Regions from separate parts of the Homo sapiens genome. Here region 1 is linked to region 2. Evidence: chromatin contacts called from ENCODE Hi-C or POLR2A ChIA-PET data. All regions are on one chromosome and are shown on one strand. The core of a region is the stretch at or near the end of the contact, and the rest is flanking DNA. Distances in the headings are between cores, read along the strand shown. Region 1 overlaps VAV2 (vav guanine nucleotide exchange factor 2). Region 2 overlaps VAV2 (vav guanine nucleotide exchange factor 2).

Region 1 (2,775 bases), core at 150-2,649, 130 kb before region 2:
ATGGCACTCTCTCAGGCAGGCTAGGACAGGGAGTGAGGCCCAGAGGGGGTAGGCAAAGTCCCAACTGCATGGCCTCTGTGGGATGGGCAGGGCCCCTCTGTGCTGTGTTGACATTTTCAGTGGCATAAGTTTTCCCTTTGGAGGTTATGCGTCTTTGTGACTTACTAGAAACGATAAACAAATAAAACCCTTCTAGCCAAAAAAAAAAAAAAAGAAAGAGTTTTCTGTTTTTCTCATGATGGGTTCCCAGCTCTCTGTTAAGTCAAAAAATATTCAGCTTGACATTCCACCATTAGAGAATCATTCCTTTGACTTGAGAGTTTGTCCCTGTCGGCGTAGGTAATCCATTGGGCTCCACCATTGCCTTTTGAGTGCTGAGTTTGTCACCTCCTCTCCTGAAAATGGGTTCACATCAGGAACAGGTAAAGAACTTGGCCCCTGGAAGAGGAGGACGGGGATAGGGCCCCTCAGGGAAGGGAGATGATTTAGTGAGCTCTAGGGCTAGGCTGTCATAGGCCTCTGGGTGGGGAGCAGGTCTGGGGCCTGCTGGGTGGGCTTTTGTGCAAAGAGATTTGCAGTAGAGAAAGAGGAAAACCCAGGGTGGGATGTACAGGGGACAGGACCCCGTGAGAGTGGCAACCTCGTCCTTATTAGTCCTTGCTGAGTGTTCCCAAAGCTCCGGGTTTCTTTGTATGTGTCTCATTTAATCCTCACATTTGATGGACGGGGACGCTGAGGCTTAGAGGGGGTTGGGTGAGTGGCCATGGGTCACACAGACAATGGCAGAGCCGGGACATTCTCTTCAACTCTGCCATGCCAGCATCTTCCTTCACACCCCTTGACCTAAACAGTCCCAACATCTGCATTCAGAAGGTACTTAATTAATGCTTTTTGCATGGCTGGAGGCATCCGGGGTGTCCTTTGCAGGGGAACCGACAAAGTTGTGCTGGTCCTGGAGGCCCAGCCGTGAGCCTCTAGCCAACTCTTTCTTCCAGCTCAGCTTCTGGGATCAATACACAGGCACTCCCGGCTCTTCTCTCTCCCTTTCTCTGTTCACCCCCTCCTTTCCCCTTCTCCATCCATATCACCAGTGAGACCCCCACTCACCCAGCCCCACATCCTCAAACTGCCCAGCTTCCCAGCAAGAGTCCCAGCACTTCCCAGGGTGGCAGAGAGCCAGGCTCTGGGATGGTGACGCCGACGCTTTTGTTAGTCCTGGGCCTGTGCGCCCGGGCCCTCGTTGGCACCCACCACCTTCCCTTTCTACAAAGAGGGCTTTATCCCGTGGAGAGAAACTTTCCAAGTGAATCACTGTCAGTTAGCATTCAGCGCAAGTCACAGGCTCCGCGGGCAATTCATCTTGCGCCTTTCTTCCTTCTTATCGAGTGGGACCAAGCCCAGCTCGGTGTTGCCTGTCCGCCTCCTCCATGGAGCCTTGGATAACCCCGCTGGCTAGGAGCAGAGAGGCGTGTTTGAGCAAAGCCCCTCCTTCCCTCCATTCTCCCTGGGGGAGCAGCCGTGGCCTGTGCCCGTTTCCTGCCAGGCTTCCTTCAGAAGGGAAGGTGCGTGTGTGCACGTGTGTATCTTGTGTGCATGTGCATTGTGTGTGAGTGTGCATGGGTGCCTTGTGTGCATTCCGTGCATGTGTGCACATGTATATCATGTGTGCATCGTGTGAGTGTGTATGTGTACGTGTGTGCATCGTGTGTACATGTACATCGTGTGCATGTGTGCATTGTGTGTGCACGTGTGCATCGTGTGTGAGTGTGCATGTGTGGGTCGCGTGTACATGTACATCGTGTGTGTGTGCGTTGTGTGTGCACGTGTGCGTGTGTGAGTGCATGTGTGCATCGTGTGTACATGTACATCGTGTGCGTGTGTGCATTGTGTGTATGTGTGCATCGTGTGTGTATGTGTGCGTTGTGTGTACATGTACATCGTGTGCGTCTGTGCATTGTGTGTGCACGTGTGCATTGTGTGTGTGTGCATGTGTGCGTCGTGTACATGTACATCGTGTGCGTGTGCACATGTGCATTATGTGTGCATTGTGTGGGAGTGTGTGTGTGTGCGCCTTGTCTTTGAGACTGGCACCAGTTTTTCTAGGGGTCTTCTCCATGGAGACAAGGGGCCCAGTGAGGGCTCCTGTTTTCAGGGTGCTTTGTAAAGTGGGCACAGCCCCTTGTCCGGCATTTTTTTCAGTAGAGACTTCCTCATTGCACCACCTGTGCTCCTTGGGAGAAAGTCAGCTGGCCGTTGGCAGGTGGAGTCTGTAGAACGCCAGATCGTGCTGAATCCCCTTGAAAATATCAGGTTGAGGGGTGTGGATGGTGGCTGCCGGGAATTCAAAAAGTGTAGTCGTGAAACCACGTGATCACAAGGAGGGCGGGACGGTGGTGTGGGGGCTGACTGTGGCTTCCAGCTGTGGATGTCCCCACTCTGCCCCACCATGGAGAATTCCCTGATGTCCCCAGAGCCAATGAGGACTAGAGTCAAGGCGTCAGAAAGTGGGTGTGAACTCCCTGAGCCAGGAAAAGGGGACACTAATGGAGAACAGGCCGGTGCTCTTCCGGCCAAGCGGCCTGTTTCAAAGCACTCCTTGGTGTTTTCAAGATTCCCAGACACAGCACCCGTGCTTCCCTGCTCCCTCCCAGGTCCTTCCCCCCGTGCGAGCTGTCCTGGGTTTGATGCCGCTTGGCCCAGCACTGGTGTGGCGCTGAGTGGACCGGTGACCTTGGTCACATTCACCTGTTCCAAAGTCCCAAACCTCCCTCTCCA
Region 2 (2,700 bases), core at 13-2,512:
GACGTGAGGAGAAAAGTTCGTTTTGTTTTGTTTTTTAAGTTTTTACATAGAAGTAATACTTGTTCATTAAACAGCAAGAACAGGCTGGGCGCGGTGGTCATGCCTGTAATCCCAGCACTCTGGGAGGCTGAGGTGGAAGGATCACTTGAGGTCAGGAGTTCGAGACCAACCTGGCAAATGTGGTAAAACCCTGTCTCTACTAAAAATACAAAAATTAGCCAGGCGTGCTGGCGGGTGCCTATAATCGCAGCTACTTGGGAGGCTGAGGCAGGAGAATCTCTTGAACCCGGGAGGCAGAGGTTGCAGTGAGCCACGATTGCGCCACTGCACTCCAGCCTGGGTGACGTAGTGAGACTATCTCAAAAACGACAACAACAAGAATAAAACAGCATGGCCAGCAGGCGTCGAGCATCCCCATGAGCCAGGCCCTGTACCCAGTCCTGGCTCTGAATCCCATTGCCACAGGGAAGGTGGTGAGAGCTGAGATCAGAGGCCTGGAGCAAGTTGACTGGGACTATGTGACACCAAAGCTGTCCTTGCAGCCTCTGGGGCTGAGACCTTGGAAGGAGACACTGAGCCTGTGCCTCGAGCACCTCCCAGGCAGGGCCCTGTTCGTGTCTTGAAGCATTTTCCTCCACCTTTTCCTGTCTGTGTGGACACTTTGAAAGCCACGCAGGGAACATGTCAAGAGAAGCTCTCTCTGAATCAGAAGAGTCACAGAGACAAAACCAGACAGACAACGAAAATGAACCTCAGCGAACCACACAGGGGTCTGAGTCGAAGCCTCACCCTTGGCAGGACCCCGGCCCCACCCGCCCTGCAGCAGATAGGCGCTGTTTGTTCTCTCCTGAACGTGGGGCTTGGGCTTCTGGCTTTTCCGACCGGGTCCCGCTTGGGGCTCCACACAGCGGCGGCCTCTGTGAACACAACCGGCACCGTCAATCGCCCTTTGTCCCCAGAGCTGAAGGGAGCCCCTTGGCAGGGCTGGCCAGGAAAGGGAGAGAAGCTGCCAGGCCCAGTCCCTTCCCGGTCTTCTGCACCCTCCCTCGTCCATCCTGAGCACCAGCTGGGAGCCACAGGGGCTGTTTCCCTTCGTCCCGCCTCTGCTGCCTGTGGGGAGTTCCCTTGGGTGCACGACAGTCTGCCCTGCCCGTGCGGTCAGGAGAACTGGGGCTGCTCCAGCCCCGGCTGACGGCCCCTCTCCTTCTTCCCAGCAAGTGAAACTGGAGGAATTTGGAAGACCAAAGATTGACGGGGAACTGAAAGTCCGGTCCATAGTCAACCACACCAAGCAGGACAGGTGAGCAGGGCGCGTGTTGTGGGCTGGGTGGCGTCCCGCCAGGGTCTGGCTCTCCCTCCCAGGGAGCCACTCCTAAGTGGCTCTGGAAGCCAGGCCTTCCTGTGGAAAGAGCTGCCTGGCGGTGGCTTTGTGTTGTTCAGTTTTAATTGCTTCCTTCCTTCTCGTCAGCGAGCGGGCGCCACAGCAGTGGGGCTTTTGTGCCTGTGGCGGGCACCAGGCTGGGCTGGGGCAGCCAAAGATGAGGGCCAGGCCCCTCACTGCCAATGCTCAGCCTCCAGGAACCCAAGACAGGCCCAGAGTGGTCGGATGGGCTCTTTGCCAAATGACTGCCGGAGAGTGTCCAGGCGCACGGTGGCCCAGGCTTGTCCAGGGCCCTCCTTGTGCACCTACTGTGTGCTGGGGCAGGGGTCACAGCAGATCTGGGTCCCACCCTCTTGAGGCTCCCAGTCCAGCGCGGGATCAACTGGGAGTAGCCGTCGGGGGTCAGTGCTGCATGGGAGGCCAGCGTGGGGGATGCAGGAGCCCCTTGAAGGGCTCCTGGCACAGCCTCAGTCACGGGGGTAGGGAGCCAAGGAAGGCTTCCTGGAGAAGCAGTGTGGGAACAGCCGAGACCTGACCGAGGCTCAGCATTAGCCTGGTGAGCCAGGTGAGGGCAGGGCTCGCCCGGAGAGGGAGCCGCGTGCCAGAGCCTCAGGCTCAGCTCCTGCCGCCTCCTCGGAGCAGAGCACACAGTGCTGGGGTGCTGATCCCCCGCTGCGCTGCCTGGCCCAGGTACTTGTTCCTGTTTGACAAGGTGGTCATCGTCTGCAAGCGGAAGGGCTACAGCTACGAGCTCAAGGAGATCATCGAGCTGCTGTTCCACAAGATGACCGACGACCCCATGAACAACAAGGACGTCAAGAAGGTGGGGCCTTCCGGGTCCCCCCTGCTACCCAGGAACGTGGGGGTGGCCTGGAGAGAGGCACTGGGTTCCAGACCCCAGGGGAAGGGGACTCGAAGTCAGCCGCTGATGCTGGCCGGGTGGGTTGGGGTGGGCGTCTCCGCTCTGCAGGAAGGCTCCTCTCTGAGTCACTGCCTCGCCGTCGTGACCACTGCTCATAGCAGGCCTGCTCCTCGCCGGGCCCAGCGCCCCCCAGAAAGGTGGGCAAGACCAGAATCCCACTCCCCAGTGAGGCGACTGAGGCAGAGGGGAGAGGCCACCCCAAGGCCTCTAGTGAGGGTGGGACTTTCAACCTTGGCTTTCCATCTGGCCAGCCTGACTCTAGCCCATGTTGTCCCTTGTAGCAAGCAGGCTTTCCTCTCCCGTCCCACCCTGCGGTGCTTGGAGGAGGGCTGTGGGTAGGTCTGGCTGTGGCTTGTCCGAGACTCTACATGTAGCTGGCTGGGGCCTGTGGCTGCTG

The links. Hi-C counts contacts between places; a loop is a spot of excess contacts on that map. ChIA-PET counts read pairs that join two places held with the same protein, here RNA polymerase II (POLR2A). Pooled maps may share reads with other maps.
Region 1: a map of dorsolateral prefrontal cortex shows a loop between it and region 2 (5-fold over the local background). The contact joins two enhancer-like sites. A Hi-C loop is called at or near these places in 2 of 168 maps with a recorded cell type or tissue (dorsolateral prefrontal cortex and posterior cingulate gyrus), 5 of 37 single-sample maps with no recorded cell type and 4 of 50 pooled maps. POLR2A ChIA-PET finds 5 or more read pairs at or near these places in 4 of 52 experiments (B cell, GM10248, WTC11 and 1 more).

The regions. Positions count from the first base shown.
Region 1 is chr9:133,914,880-133,917,654 of GRCh38, reverse strand. The region is part of intron 2 of VAV2 (vav guanine nucleotide exchange factor 2); the gene reads left to right. Among named protein-coding and RNA genes, the nearest start is that of VAV2, 76 kb to the left of the region's middle. RefSeq lists enhancers at 916-1,864, 1,865-2,775. Within about 2 kb of position 1,399, at least 3 of the 41 ENCODE cell types and tissues checked have a DNase peak (open chromatin) inside an H3K27ac peak, as active enhancers do; they include dorsolateral prefrontal cortex, where a contact is called at or near this core.
Region 2 is chr9:133,787,858-133,790,557 of GRCh38, reverse strand. VAV2 (vav guanine nucleotide exchange factor 2) reads left to right here. Exons shown (of 30, transcript NM_001134398.2): 14 at 1,215-1,300; 15 at 2,072-2,204. Among named protein-coding and RNA genes, the nearest start is that of SARDH, 51 kb to the right of the region's middle. RefSeq lists a silencer at 2,610-2,700. Within about 2 kb of position 1,262, at least 14 of the 41 ENCODE cell types and tissues checked have a DNase peak (open chromatin) inside an H3K27ac peak, as active enhancers do; they include dorsolateral prefrontal cortex, where a contact is called at or near this core.